Linked DNA regions of Homo sapiens: region 2 is linked to region 1. A link is an interaction called in ENCODE POLR2A ChIA-PET data of the cell type or tissue named here. Cell type or tissue: PC-3. All regions are shown on one strand. Links, peaks and the distances in the headings refer to the core of each region. The heading gives the core; the rest is flanking DNA.

Evidence for each region. ChIA-PET counts read pairs that join two places held together with the same protein. Peaks named below come from ENCODE experiments on the same cell type or tissue, not always from the same donor. Only the 100,000 strongest peaks of a DNase experiment are listed, where the experiment ranks them.
Region 2: POLR2A ChIA-PET joins it to region 1 with 8 read pairs; 27 of 35 experiments call an interaction of 5 or more read pairs at or near these places.

The regions. Positions count from the first base shown.
Region 1 is chr20:31,538,709-31,546,339 of GRCh38, reverse strand. HM13 (histocompatibility minor 13) reads right to left here. Exons shown (of 13, transcript NM_178581.3): 4 at 1,305-1,393. Among named protein-coding and RNA genes, the nearest start is that of MCTS2, 4.9 kb to the left of the region's middle. In PC-3, for the core only: no CTCF peak of the experiment used is centred there; a DNase peak (open chromatin) is centred at 3,949; H3K27ac peaks cover 1,280 bases.
Region 2 is chr20:31,590,110-31,597,740 of GRCh38, reverse strand. No RefSeq gene overlaps it. Among named protein-coding and RNA genes, the nearest start is that of ID1, 11 kb to the left of the region's middle. RefSeq lists enhancers at 1-481, 1,247-2,012, 2,013-2,777, 2,778-3,543, 4,310-5,075 and 2 more and a silencer at 1,781-2,075. In PC-3, for the core only: a CTCF peak has its summit at 4,308; DNase peaks (open chromatin) are centred at 3,820 and 4,240; H3K4me3 peaks cover 820 bases; H3K27ac peaks cover 1,917 bases.

The sequences.
Region 1 (7,631 bases), core at 2,623-5,122:
CTACGGCCGGGCGCGGTGGCTCACGCCTGTAATCCTAGCACTTTGGGAGGCGAATCAAGAGGTCAGGGGATGGAGACCATCCTAACACGGTGAAACCCCGTCTCTACTAAAAATACAAAAAAATTAGCCGGGCGTAGTGGCGGGCGCCTGTAGTCCCAGCTACTCGGGAGGCTGAGGCAGGAGAATGGCGTGAACCCAGGGGGTGGAGCTTGCAGTGAGCCAAGATTGTGCCGCTGCACTCCAGCCTGGGCGACAGAGCGAGACCCTGTCTCGAAAAAAAAAAAAAAAAAAAAAAGTGCTAGATTTCACATGCTCAGTATTGTATACAAGAGAAATACCTGCTGGGCGTGGTGGCTCACTCACGCCTGTAATTCTAGCGCTTTGGGAGGCTGAGGTGGGCAGATCACTTGAGGTCAGGAGTTTGAGACCAGCCTGGCTAGCATGGCAAAACTCCATCTCTACTAAAAATACAAAAAAATTAGCTGGGTGTGGTAGCACACGCCTGTAATCTCAATTACTCAGTTGGCTGAGGTTTCAGTGAGCTGAGATCGCACCACTGCACTCCACCCTGGGTGACAGAACAAGACTCTGTCTCAAAAAACAAAAAACAAAGAAATACCTGCTGTTTGGTCAAGCATTGATAATCTTGTTACAGCATTTGAATCCATACCCTAACTAACCTACAAATCCCAGGATCTCCACACTTCCCCATAGTTTGCATTTTTTTACAATTTTTTTGTAGAGATGAGGTCTCACTATGTTGCCTAGGCTGGTCTCAAATTCCTGGCCTCAAGTGATCATCCTGTCTTGGCCTCCCAAATTGCTGTGATTACAGGCATGAGACACTGTTTCTGGCCAGTTTTTATTTTTGAAAAAAGAGCTGTGGAACCCCCTTTTCAAACCTTAGGTGAGGCAGTGATCACACTAAAAATATATACGAATAAAATAATCATGAAGGCCGACTTTGAGTGCTTACTATGAGCCAGGCACCATGCTGAATGCTTTCCACTTATTGACTCGCCATCTTAACAACATGACTGTGAAGGAGGTACTAGATTAACACTTTCATTTTACAGATGGGAAAAAAAACAAAAACAAAAACACCCAATGCTCAGAGAGGTAAGGCGTTCACCCAGGGTCCCATGTCTAGACAATAGCAGAGTTGGAATGTGAATCCAGGCCATGGAATTCCAGAGCCCACTTCATCAGTTGCTCTATTGGAGAACCCCAATATTGGAGAGACAAAGGGAATGGTGGAGGAAGACACCCAAGGCACACTACAGGGGAAAGTGGTTAGCACTGACCTTCCTTGTTTTCCCCAGAACCCTGTGTGAAGAGCAGCTGGTACTGTCGATTTGGAAAGCTGGCTGGAAAAAACTTATTCATGAAGGGGCTGGAAGGAAAGACAAAGCAAGTCGGCAAACAGAGCCCCCATGGGCAGTCAGCCTTAACACACCCCTGCCCCATTTACAGCTGGCACCCTTACAGCTGTCCTGATAGGTAGGTGTTACTGTTCCCACTCTACAGATGTGAAAACAGAGGCCCTCAAAAGGTAAGTGATTTGCCCAGAGTCACACAGGGGTCCTATATCTCAGCTAAGACTCAAACCTAGGTTTTTGCACTCATAGTGATTTCTCTACTGCCTTTTTGTTAACATCAAAGAAATGCAAAGCAGAAGCAGATAGACTGAAGGCAAAATACCATTTTTGGGAGAGCAGAGGATCCCAAAGTCTGGCCCACATGCCACCTATATGAGTCCCTTGTCAAGAAGCATATTTGTGGACTCCCTTCCAAACCTATCAAGTTAGATGACCTGACAGTCACCCCCACCCCACTCCATGACTTGACATTCTGCTTTCCAACAGCAGGACTGAGATTTTTACAGACTCAGCTGGAATCAATCAGCCAGATGAATCATAGCCCCTGGGCAGGATCACCATCACATTCACTCCTTCCACAAGGCCTCAGTTGTTTAAGACCAGCTTGGCCTCGTCTCTAGAAGCATTCTCTCTGATTACCCAGCATGCCCCACCTCCCAGCCAGGAAGGAAGCAGAGACCTTTTCTGGACTTTTTTCAGAGCAAGATTAGCAAACCAAGGCCTCTTGACCCAGCCTGGTGGCAGTACTGTGGAGTGGCTACATGCCTGGGTGGCCCAGCACTGAGGCCTGCTCTGCCATGTGGCTGTGGGAGAGCCATTTCAGTGGCTCTGTCTCCCTGGACCTCAATCTTCTCATCTGTATACAGGGCTAACAATACCATCTGTCTCAGAGCATTGCTATGAAGATATGAAAGAAGGCAGGATGAATGCTTTGCCTGGCATGGAGTCTTTAGCAGGGATGAGGCAGGCCAGGAGGTACCCAGGTCACAGTGATAAAGGGAGGGAAAAGGGAACTCTTTTTTTTTTTGAGATGGAGTCTCACTCTGTCGCCCAGGCTGGAATGCAGTGGCGCGATCTCGGCTCACGGCAAGCTCCGCCTCCTGGGTTCATGCCATTCTCCTGCCTCAGCCTCCCGAGTAGCTGGGACTATAGGCACCCGCCACCATGCCCGACTAATTTTTTTTTGTATTTTTAGTAGAGAAGGGGTTTCACTGTGTTAGCCAGGATGGTCTCGATCTCCTGACCTCGTGATTCGCCCACCTCGGCCTCCCAAAATGCTGGGATTACAGGCGTAAGCCACCGCGCCCGGCCAAGGGAACTCTCTTTAAAGACCCTGGTGGCATGGAGCAAGATGTAGATTCAAGAACCCTCTCTGGCCAGGTGCAGTGGCTCACGCCTGTAATCCCAACATTTGGGAGGCTGAGGTGGCGGATCACTTGAGGTCAGGAGTTCGAGACCAGCCTGGCCAACATGGCAAAACCTCATCTCTACTTAAAAAAATACAAAAATTAGCCCGGCGTGGTGGCAGGTGCCTGTAATCCCAGCTACTCAGGAGCCTGAGGCAGGAGAATTGCTTGAACCCGGGGGGCAGAGGTTGCAGTGAGCTGAGATTGTGCCATTGCACTCCAGCCTGGGCGACACAGCGAGACTCCGTCTCTAAAAACAAAAACAAAAAACCATCTCTGGGCCTCTATTTCTCCACTTGTCAAAGAGCCGATCCCTCCTAGCCTGTAGGGCTGTGGTATGAATGATGGGAGGGCTTTGTGAAGAGAAGCGCAGCAGGTGCAAGGCCAGAATCGGAAATGGGCTCCCACAGCAGGGTTCTGAGGCGGTGGGAGGCAGAAGCTGGGTGGGTGACAGGAAGCTACTTTCAGATTAGTTTGCTGAATCAGTTTTGGGGGAGTCTGAAGCCAGGGTGTGAGTGCAGGTATGGATAAGAACTCTGCCCATCTTAGCCGGCCTCTTCCTTAGGAGCTTGGTGCTCAGCTTCTCAACCAGCAGAGTGTGACAGTTAAAGACATGGACTCCGGAGCCAGACTTCCTGGGCTCAAATCCTAACTCTGCCACTTATTAGTGGTCTGATCTTGGGAAACTTACTTAACTGCTCTGTGCAACTGTTCCTCATCTGGAATGCTACAACACCTTTCTTGTAGGGCTATTGAGAGGATTAAATGAGCACTTGGCACCCTATAAACTTAACTGCAGCTTCAACTTCAAGTAGCAAGTCTCTAGATTGATATCTTTGTTATTCCAAGAAAAGAGAGGCTGCTTAGCACTACACAGGGGAGGAGTCAAGCAACCTGGCTAGCGCGAGCCTGTGGACTTGAGAATAGAGGCCCCGTCTCATCATCTTCACCCTACCCTGGGGTGAAGATACCTGGTGCCTGCTAGACATCTGCTAAAATGCTTGCTGAATGACTCTGAATGCAGACTTTTGTAGCAGGCAGAGATTCTTCCTGGCCCTTGATGGCTCATGTCAAACGTAAAGGTCATTGCTTCCCACTGACAAGCCACATCCTGGTGCCCTTCTCCCCTGGGGGTGGAAGGCAGGGTCAGTGAAACTGGTGATGTGGCTTCCTCCTCTGGGGTGGCAGATCTGGTCCTTCTGGGCATTTTTTCCCTCTAAGGTCAGCTGGGTGGGGCACGAGCTCAGACACAGATGATGAAGTAAGCCGAGGTTCCCTTTGCAGGAAGGATGTCTTGGGTTTGAATCTTGGTGACTACACAAGGTAAGGCAGGCTGCGGCCCCTGCCTTCCTCCAATCCCCCAGGCTGGGGTTTGTTCCAAAGAGGCTTAATGTGGGCTAGGAAGTGGTGGTGGAGGTGGAGGGAATCCTGAGAACCTCAGCCTGTGCTGTCACAGCTCGGGTGCAGCTCTCTGCAGCCTTTCAGCAGGCCTCTCCTCTGCCAGTCCTTGGGAGACCACAGGCTCAATGGCAGGAGGTGGCCAGCCCACCCTCTTTAAGCTCCCCCCACTTCACTTTTGCCAAAACTGTAAAGAATAGGGGTTTTGGAGTCAGACAGACCTGAGCTCAAAACCTCACTTTGCCCTTACCAGCTGTGAATCCTGGTGGTTACATAACCCCTCTGAGCCCAATTTCCCTGTCTTAAACCTTTGGATCTGTTGTTTGGATCCTGAGGAAGGTCTAAGTTTGTGGATACAGGCAGCTGATCAAAATTCTAACAACACTGTAGACTTTCCTTGAGAAAATATTTAAGAAAACTCGATTTAATTGAAACATCCATTTAATTGGTAGACCAACTTTCTAAAAAGCATGATCAAATCATCCCCTACTTACTAAAATTATTTTCACTGGATTCAGTTCTTTTTCATGTTAATTTTACAATAATGATTTCCTTCATCTGACAGTTTTTGGTCCCCATCAAATTTTTTAGTGGACCAGCTTTAACCCCATATGGTAAGCATACCTTCTGCCTATGGCCATCCATTATTCTTTTTTTTTTTTTTTTATATTTTTCAGATGGGGTCTTACTCTGTTACCCAGGCTGGAGTGCAGTGGCATGATCACAGCTCACTGCAACCTCTCTGCCTCCCAGGTTCACGCGATCATCCCACCTCAGCCTACCGAGCAGTTGGGACCACAGGCACGCACCACCATACCCGGCTAATTTTTGTATTTTTTGTGGAGACAGGGTCTCAACATGTTGCCCAGGCTGGTCTTGAACTCCTGAGCTCAGGTGATCCAACAGCCTAGGGTTCCCAAAGTGCTGGGATGACAGGTGTGAACCACCATGCCCAGGTGATCCATTATTTTTAAAAGGTATGGTTTTCCCAGGTCAAATTTTGTTGCTCTAAATTTCATTAAGAAAATTATTCTTCTGTTAGTTTCTAGTCACTCATACATTTTACCATGTGCAGTTTTAGCTGCTGTTGGTTTTATTTTCTGTTGATAATATCTATCTCTAAAAATTATGAAGTGGCTAAAAGACAGATAGACAATTATTTCTTTTTTTTTTTTTTGAGATGGAGTCTCCCTCTGTCACCCAGGCTGGAGTGCAGTGGTGCGATCTTGACTCATTGCGACCTCCACCTCCTGGGTTCAAGTGATTCTCCTGCCTCAGCCTCCCGAGTAGCTGGGTGCGTCATCACACCCGGCTACTTTTTTGTATTTTTAGTAGACAAGGTTTCACCATGTTGCCCAGGCTGGTCTTGAACTCCTGACCTCAGGTGATCCACCTGCCTTGGCCTCACAAAGTGCTGCGATTACAGGTGTGAGCCACCGTGCCCACCCTCAATTATTTCTTGACATAGATTACTCATCTATGAGAAATTTGGGACAATGTCCCTTAGTTATTATTCTAAAAGGGAAAAAAAGTCTTTGGTGTCAAGATGATAAAGGTTCAAAATACCCTGCCTAGGCAGCTGGGTAGAGATAAGATCTTCATTGTAGGGTTGTTGCTATAACATTAAATAATCAGTTCCTCAGCACACAGCCTAACAGTGGCTTTCAAAACCCACTGGGCTCTCTGAGGTGGAGGCTGGGCTGTGGGGAGACTTGGGGGTCTCAAGCGTCTCACAGATGCTGGGGTAGGATGGGCTACAGTTGGGGAGGATCCTAATCAGCATGGGAAAGGAGGACACCCAATGTCTGCAAGTGACTGCCCCCACCCCACCCCAGGTCCACCACGAAAGGACTGGTTTGTCCTGTGAGCAAGGGCGACTGGGCCTGCCATTATCTTGGTTGGGTCCAAGTCACTCAGGTTCCCTGGGCCTCCATTTTTCAGGATGCGGGGCTGGACTAGAATTCTCCCAAGCTAGCTAGAATAGAATTTTGTGGGTGAAGAGTCAGTGCAGGTGAGGACAACAATGACCTCAGTGGGAAGACCAGAGGTGAAGTCTCAGCTGTGTAACCCTGGGCCAGCCACTAGGCTCACTGTGTGCTTGGCACTGTGCTCTAGGGATGTTACAGCCTGGGGCTCACTAGACCCTCCCCACACCTCTGAGGAGGTACCTGTAGTCTCTCCATTTTATAGGTAGAAGAACTATGCTCAGAGCTTGAGTAATTTACACATATTAGAGCTGGCAGCACCAGGTGTTTGTCCCAAGGCTGCCTGCCTCTTGACCCTGTGCTCCTGACTACCACACTGTCCTGCCAGTGTGCCTAGAAGAATGAAGCCACATTCATATTGGCTTTTTTTTTTTTTTTGAGATGGAGTCTCACTCTGTCGCCAGGCTGGAATGCAGTGGTGCAATCTCGGCTCACTGCAACCTCCGCCTCCCAGGTTCAATGATTCTCCTACCTCAGCCTCCTGAGTAGCTGGGACTACAGGCATGCACCACCATGCCCAGCTAATTTTTTTGTATTTTTAGTAGAGACGGGGTTTCACCATGTTGGCCAGGATGGTCTCAATCTCCTGACCTTGTGATCCGCCTGCCTTGGCCTCCCAAAGTGCTGGGATTACAGGCATGAGCCACCACCTGGCCTCATATTGGCTTTCAATGCTTTTGGGAGCAGATTCTGCCCATGCCCTCAATGTGCACAAACTTTCTAGCACCTGACCTCTCCCTCCTTTGTACGTCTTCCAGGTTTCCTACCCTTCAAAGAAAGCTAAGTTCAAGGTGAGTTCCTTCCTTCTGGGAACCCTGGCCACCTCTTGGTCTATCAGTGTTTCTCAGCCTGAGGCTGCACCTCTTCAACGGGGCAGAAAGAAACATACTGGGACATCTCTGTAGTCACAAGCTGGGGAATACTGGTATGCAACTCCCATTTGGTGAGCAGGGCAAGGTTGCCAACTGTTTGTAATACATGGGATAGTCCTGCAGAATGGAGAACTGGCCTGTCCAAAATAAAAGTAGCAACCCCCTCTAATGAACCACTCTCCCCACTGAAAGGACACGAGCATGTGGCAGTTTGAGTTAGGGTAGCAGTGGGAAGAGGATGGGCTCTGGAGCCACACCTGGGTTTGAATCCTGGCTCTGTTGCTTATTAGTGGTGTGATCCTAGCAAATTTCTTAACCTCTCTGGGCTTCAGTTTCCATGACTATCATACAGGTGTGAAAGCAAAAGCAACCCATATAAGGTTGTCTGGCAGGTTAACACAGATAATGACAGTAACAGCTAATAGTTACTGAACACTTTAAATCACCAGATACTGTGCTAAAAGCTTTCCACATGACCCCATGGGAAGGGCACTATTATTTTTCTCCACATTCACCAGGAAATTGAGGCCAGAGAGATTAAGTAACTTGCCCAAGATCACAGAGCTATTAAGTGGCAGAGTCTGGACTCAA
Region 2 (7,631 bases), core at 2,944-5,443, 51 kb before region 1:
TGGACTCAAGTGATCCTTCTTCTTTGGCCTCCCAAACTGCTGGGATTTACAGGCATGAGCCACCACACCTGGCCTTATCTTTTACATGTTTAAGGCCTGACAAGGAGTTTAAATAAAGATTGCCTGCTTATCTTGTTGTCAGATGGGCATTTTTCTGGCCTTGTTGGTAGTGTGAATTGAGTGTGCATTTTCTTCCCAGTCCTCCTTTCCTGAGTCACCTTAGGAAAACCGACACTTCTGGTGGCCAGGAAGTTCGGAGGGCTCCTTAAATGAACCCCCATATTCCCAACCCAGCATTCATGGTCATAGTCTCTCAGGAAGCCCTTTTCACATACCTGGCACATCTGATTTCACAACTGCTCCCTGGAGCTGGTGCAGCTGTATTATTGTAATGCCCCATTTCACAGATGGGAATATTGAGCCCCAGAGAGAAAAAGGGACCAGCCCTTCACTGCCTCCAGTCCTGGCTGTGCCATTGACAAACTGGGCCTCAGTTTCCTCATCCATAAATTGGAGCTAATGCTCATCCCTCTTCGTAGGGTGGTTGTGAGAGTGAAATGAGCCATACCAGGAGCCAACTGCAGCACCTGGTGATAAAAGGGAGTGCACTTTCCTTAGGATTTTTCTGTCACCACACCTCCTTCTCTGCCTTCCAGGGTGCCTCCTCTGGCCTCCAGAGCTCCAGGCAAATGGCTTACATTTACTAAGAGTTTCCTCAATGCCAGGCCTGGTTCTAAAGCATTAATTGTGTGCTTAGAAGGGAAGGGACCACGGAGGTCCTGTTCCCTGCTGTCACGCAGAGCCTCATGCAGCACCTGGCATGTGGGAAGTGCTCAACGAATATTTGTTGAATTAGAAATAAACAGCCTGGGAGCACTTTGGGAGGCTGAGGTGGGTGGTTCACCTGAGGTCAAGAGTTTGAGACCAGCCTGGCCAACATGGTGAAACCCCATCTCCACTAAAAATATGAAAAAATTAGCCAGGCCTGGTGGCGGGAGCCTGTAGTCCCAGCTACTACAGCTACTAGGGAGGCTGAGGCAGGAGAATCGCTCGAACCCGGGAGGCAGAGGTTGCAGTGAGCTGAGATGGTGCCACTGCATTCCAGCCTGGGCAACAGAGTGAGACTGCGTCTCAAAAAATTAAAAAAAAAAAAAAAAAAAAAAAAAAAAAAAGAACAGCCTGTGGAACTGTGGTAGTAATATCATGTCCCCTTCACAGCTGAGGCCATGAGACCCAGAGAGGTTGAGTGACTTGTTTCAGATCACAAAGCTGGGAGGTGGCATTGAACCCAGGCACTCTGTCCTGAGGCAGGGGCTGTGTGGGGCTGCAGGGGGCCGTGTGCCTGGACGTCTACAGTGCACAGTTCCTCCTCGTTGACGCACTGTTCTCGTCCAGAGTGTTCTCCACTGCCCCTCCTAGGAGTCTTGGCCTTGTAGGCTCCAGGACGGTCCTGCCCTGTGCCACGTGACCCACTCTGGCCCTGGCTCGGCAGCTGCTCCCCAGATGTGCCCACAGTGCAATCTTCCAGCCGCCAGGCCGGCGCCTCTGGGCTGGGACTGCCGGAGCTGTGGGGGAGAGACCTTTGGCTCTGGCTGTCCCCACACCCCCAACCCTTGTAACAGGAGACTACAGGCCCCCCCACTACCACCAGAACCAGCACATCTCACGGAGAATAAGATCCAAACTCCTCCCCTGCCCACTACCCAACTGGGCCCCTTCCCTTTCTCTCACCAGCCCAGAGGCCTCCCTCCTTAAACTATTAATAGCTCTGTCCTGCCTCAGGGCCCTTGCCCTTGCTGTTACTTGTTCCTAGAACACTGATCAGCCCCAGGTCTTTGCCAGACTCCTCATTCTTCAAGTCTCAGGTCAAATGTCGCCTCCCCAGAGGCCTTCTCAGATCCCCCTAGGCTACTTTCTTTTACATTCTCCTGCTCTTATTCACTGAATTCATTACCATCAGAAATGATCTTTGTTTTCTTGTGTATTTGCCATTCCTTGCCTCCTCCTCCCTGCCCAGGCTATGGGCTCTAAGAGAGCAGGAACCACGGCTCCTTTGGTCACTGCTGTGTCCCAGAGCTGAACTAGGGCCTGGCCCAGAGAAGGTAAGCAACTTGCTCAAGGTCACACAGCGTACTACTTGAAATACAGTAATGTTTAGAGTAGTGTCCTTTGAAGAATAAATTGTTGCCTTATGGTTCAGTGTACTCCTGTGCAAAATGGGTACAAAATATGAACTTAACCTGCAGAGTTATGACACTTCTGCACTTAGCACATGGTAAGCATTCAGAAATGGAAACCACAATAGACCGTTTTGTTTCCATTCTGGGGTGTCATTTTTCCATCCCCCAAACCCGGCAGGAGGCTGTGGGTGGGCACATAAAGGGTGTGGGGCTTCAGGCTCTCTCCCTTTTAATAGGAATGAAACCCCTCAGTTTTCTCATCCACAAAATGGGGACTGTCCCCAGGCCCTCCCTCCTAAGGATTCTGTGCTGTGCCCCTGGGTTGTTTCAGGGAGTGTGGGGGTCCAGGCCTGTGTCCACCTTTCACCTCCCATCCTGTTTTCCAGAGAGGCCCCAGAACAATGGACGGGAGGCTGGAGCCTACCAGTCTGGGCCCCTCCCAAGTCCCCTGCCGATGGAGGGGGGTGGGGTTTTCCTGTGGCTGGACAAAGGGCCATTGCTGCCCAGGGTCTCCAGCAGCCAAAGGCAAGGGCAGAGCCAAGGCTCAGGGAGCTCCCATCTTAGGTTACTCAGCATAGGCCAAACCTGCAGGGTTACACAAACACACTGCTTCGCACACCCACAGAGCAATATACAAATGCACACACCCACACGCCCAACGTGGCATTTATATGTACGACTGACACAACAGACAAACCCAACAGCCACACACCAATAGACACAACCTGCCAAATGCACAACGCACAACAGTACACCATAATATACAACCAACACACTGACCTCCGCGCACACTACCGAAACACCAAATCTGCATAACCAACACACCAAAAAATAGAGACCAAGGAGGAAATGTCTCAAAACACCCCATTATCACTCCTAACAGAACCACATGCAATGAATCCTCTCAACAAACAGGACACACAGACACATGCACCCACACTACAACATTGCAAACACTACACACACTTACATCTATACAGTATTACTCACGCCAAAACACCTGGGACTCCAAGATGCCAACACACATGCCCGCAGCCTTAGAGAAGTCCACTGCCTGCAAAAGGATAAACTGGCTTCCTGCAGGCACCCACTCCCACAGTGCACAGACCCAACCAACACCCACCTGCACCAGGCCAGAGACCTCCCACCACAGCCCTTCTAGAGCACACAGTCCCCTTACTCTCCACACATACACAATTCAGAATCCTGCAGAAAGGCCAGGTGCGGTGGCTCACGCCTGTAATCCCGGCACTTTGGGAGGCCAAGGCAGGCAGATTATATGAGGTCGGAAGTTCGAGACCAGCCTGGCCCACATGGTGAAACTCCCTCTCTACTAAAAATACGAAAATTAGCCAGGCGTGGTGGTGCACGCCTGTAACTCCATCTGCTCGGGAGGCTGAGGCAGGATAATTGCTTGAACCCAGGAGATGGAGGTTGCAGTGAGACGAGATCGTGCCACTGCACTGCAGCCTGGGCAACAGAGCAAGACATCGTCTCAAAAAAAAAAAAAAAATCCTGCATCAGCCCCAAGGACACACAACCACACCCATCCAGGGCTCAGGCCTCTCTCTCCTCTTGCACCCATGAATGCAGGCCTGGGCCCTGCCCAGGGTGGAGGCGTGGGAGCTGACCTGACCCTGGCAGCCTGGGAGGCTCATGCCACCAGTCAGGAGTGCCCTGAGGCCAACTGGCTACACCCTGGGCAAAGCTCAGCAGAGGCCACTGCCCCTAGCTGCAAGGACCTCTGAGGTGAGAGTGGGGAGACTGGGCAAGAGGTCTCTGGGCCTCGGTGGTGTCCCCATATGCCCACTGGGTGATGGACGGAAGGCCCCAGAGGCCCCCTCACAGAAGCAGTGGCCCTCCTCTCTGGCACCCAGCCTGACCCTCCTTTGACTCACCTGCCTCCCATATAACTGGCTTCCCTCACTGCTCCAGGGCCCGGAACCCAGGAACCAGCTGAGGTTGAATGTCTCAGGACCCCGCCCAGCTCCCTGCCCAGCTCCCTGCCCACCTCACAGAGCCTGAGGCAACCACCACCCTCCTGGCTCAACCCAACCCTGAGTACCCAGTCACCAGGGGGCGGCGCCTCCAGCTGCACCCTCACCTCAGGCCGCTTCAGAGCTGTACTCCTCAAATACTATGACTCATGATAATGTACGTTTTCTTCTAAAAAGTATTTTTTTTTTCTGGCTGATGCAAAAGCAACGATGTGCTGTTTAAAAGGAAGCTATAGGCCAGGTGCGGTGACTCATGCCTGTGATCCCAGCATTTTGGGAGGCCAAGGCAGGCTTTGAGTTCAGGAGTTCAAGACCAGCCTGGCCAACATGGTGAAACTCTGTCTCTACTGAAAATACAAAAAAAGGCCGGGTGCAGTGGCTCATGCCTGTAATCCCAGCACTTTGGGAGGCCGAGGCGGGCGGATCACGACGTCAGGAGATCAAGACCATCCTGGCTAGCATGGTGAAACCCCGTCTCTACTAAAAACATATAAAAAATTAGACAGGCGTGGTGGCGGGCGCCTGTAGTCCCAGCTACTCAGGAGGCTGAGACAGGAGAATGGCGTGAACCCAGGAGGCGGAGCTTGCAGTGAGCCAAGATTGCACCACTGCACTCCAGCCTGGGCGACAGAGCAAGACTCCATCTCAAAAAAAAAAAAAAAAATTAGCTAGGCGTGGTGGTTCGCGCCTGTAGTCCCAGCTACTCAGGAGGCTGAGGCAAAATAATCGCTTGAACCAGGAAGGTGGAGGTTACAGTAAACCGAGATCGTGCCACGGCACTCCAGCCTGGGCGACAGAGCAAGACTTGGTCTCAAAAAAAAAGAGTTTATGTGATTTAAGTCTGGGCGCGGTGGCTAATGCCTGTAATACCAACACTTGAAGAGGCTGAGGTGGGAGGATGACTTGAGGCCGGGAATTCAAGACCAGCGTGGGCAACATAGCAAGACCTCTCCATAAATAAATTAATAATAAAAATTAAAAATTAAGGCCCGGCGCGGTGGCTCACGTCTGTAATCCCAGCACTTTGGGAGGCCGTGACGGGTGGATCACGAGGTCAGGAGATCGAGACCATCCTGGCTAACACGGTGAAACCCTCTCTCTACTAAAAATACAAAAAATTAGCCAGGTGTGGTGGCGGGCGCCTGTAGTCCCAGCTACTCAGGAGGCTGAGGCAGGAGAATGGCGTGAACCCAGGAGGTGGAGCTTGCAGTGAGGCAAGATCGCGCCACTGCACTCCAGCCTAGGCGACAGAGTGAGACTCTGTCTCAGAAAAAAAAAAAAAAAATTAAAAAAAAATATCAGCTGGGCCTGGTGGCACATGCCTGTAGTGCTAGCTACTGGGGAGGTTGAGATGGGAAGATTCCTTAAGTCCAGGAGTTGACGCCGCAGTGAACCCCGATCTTGCCATTGCACTCCTGCCTGGGCAACAGAGGGAGACCGTATTAAAAAAAAAAAAAAGAGGGGCTGGGTGAGGTGGCTCACACCTGTAATCCCAGCACTTTGGGAAGCCAAGGCAGGAGGATCACTTGAGGCCAGGAGTTCAAGACCAGCCTGGGCAACACAGCAAGACCCTATCTCTACAAAAAAAAATTTTGTTAAAGCTGGGGCCGGGGCAGTAGCTCACGCCTGTAATCCCAACACTTTGGGAGGCCGAGGAGGGCAGATCACCTGAGGTCTGGAGTTTGAGACCAGCCTGGCCAACATGGTGAAACCGTCTCTGCTAAAAATACAAAAATTAGCCAGGTGTGGTGGAGAGTGCTTGTAATCCCAGCTACTCAGGAGACTGAGGCAGGAGAATTGCTTGAACCCAGGAGGTGGAGGTTGCAGTGAACTGAGATTGCGCCACTGCACTCCAGCGTGGGTGAGATTCTGTTTCAAAAAAAAAAAAGAAGGAAAAGAAAAGAAAAAAACCACACAGGTTCCTGGCAGTCAGCATTCAGTAGGCACTAGTTATTATTACAGTGACTATAATACCTCTAATTGGGTATATCCTCCACCACTGAAATACAGAGCTTTAGAATCATTAAATAATAAATGGTTATTGTACACTTGCTTTGTGCTAGGCAAAGCATGGAAAGAACATGACCTAGGCTCATGCTCTTCAGAGCTACATTTAGTTGAGGGTACCCAAATGGGAATAAACACCACCAGCCATGTGGTGCTTCCTTGCTGCTGTATCCAGATGCTGAGGACACAGAGGTGTGGTGGGTAGGTGAGCTACTGCCATCCCAAGGGCGTACTTTGTAGGAATTAGAGAAAGGAACTCCTTACTTCAAGTAGATGGAGCCTTCCACAAAAGTACTATTTGTAGCAACTTTGTGTTCCTTTCAGCCTGTTCAATGGCCCTGCAAATGTGACCTCTTCCTGGGGAGCTCACAGTCCGCTGGGGAAGACAGACCATAATGAGACAGTCACCCCTCAAGTTCCCAGTGCTGTGATGGGAAAGCACGCGAGGTTATGGGAAGCTGCCAGTCAGCTAAGGTAGACTGGGGAGGCCTTCCTGAAGGAGGAGGTGATAGTCCAGCTGAGACAGACAAAGTGAGGAAGGGTTAGGCCGATGCTCCTGAGCCCCAGCATTTGCATATCTGGGATGTCAGCAGGAGGCAACTGCTGTGTCACCCTGCAAAAAACATTAAAGTCTGGCTTGGCACGTGGCTCACACCAATAATTCCAGCACTTTGGGAGGCCAAGGTGGAAGGATGACTTGAACGCAGGATTTTGAGACCAGACTGGGTAATACAGTGAGATCTCATCTCCAGAAAATATTTTAAAGGGCTGGGCGTGGTGGCTCATACCTGTAATCCCAGCACTTTGGGAGGCCAAGGCAGGTGGATCACCTGAGGTCAGGAGTTCAAGACCAGCCTGGCCTACATGGTGAAACCCAGTCTCTACTAAAAATACAAAAATTAGACGGGCATAGTGGCAGGCACCTGTAATCCCAGCTACCCGGGAGGCTGAGGCAGGAGAATCGCTTGAACCCGGGAAGCGGAGTTTGCGGTGAGCCGAGATCGCGCCATTGCACTCCAGCTTGGGTGACAAGAGCGAAACTCCGTCTCAAAAAAAAAAAAGAAAATAGTTTAAGGAAATAATTAGACAGGCATGATGGCATGTCTGTAGTCCCAGCTACCAGGGAGGCTGAGGCAGGAGGATCACTTGAGCCTGGGAGGTTGAGGCTGCAGTGAGCAAAGATGCTGCCACTGCACTTCAGCCTGGGTGACAAAGTGACATGCTGTCTCAAAAAATAAAATTAAAATAAAGGCCTGTCTTCAAAAAGAAAAAAATTAATAAAACAAAAGTTTAAAGTCTGATAATATAGAAAATGTTGGTGAAGCCGGGCATAGTGGCTCACGCCTGTAATCCTAGCACTTTGGGAGGCCGAGGCGGGCAGATCATGAGGTCAGGAGATTGAGACCATCCTGGCTAACACGGTGAAACCCTCTCTCTATTAAAAATA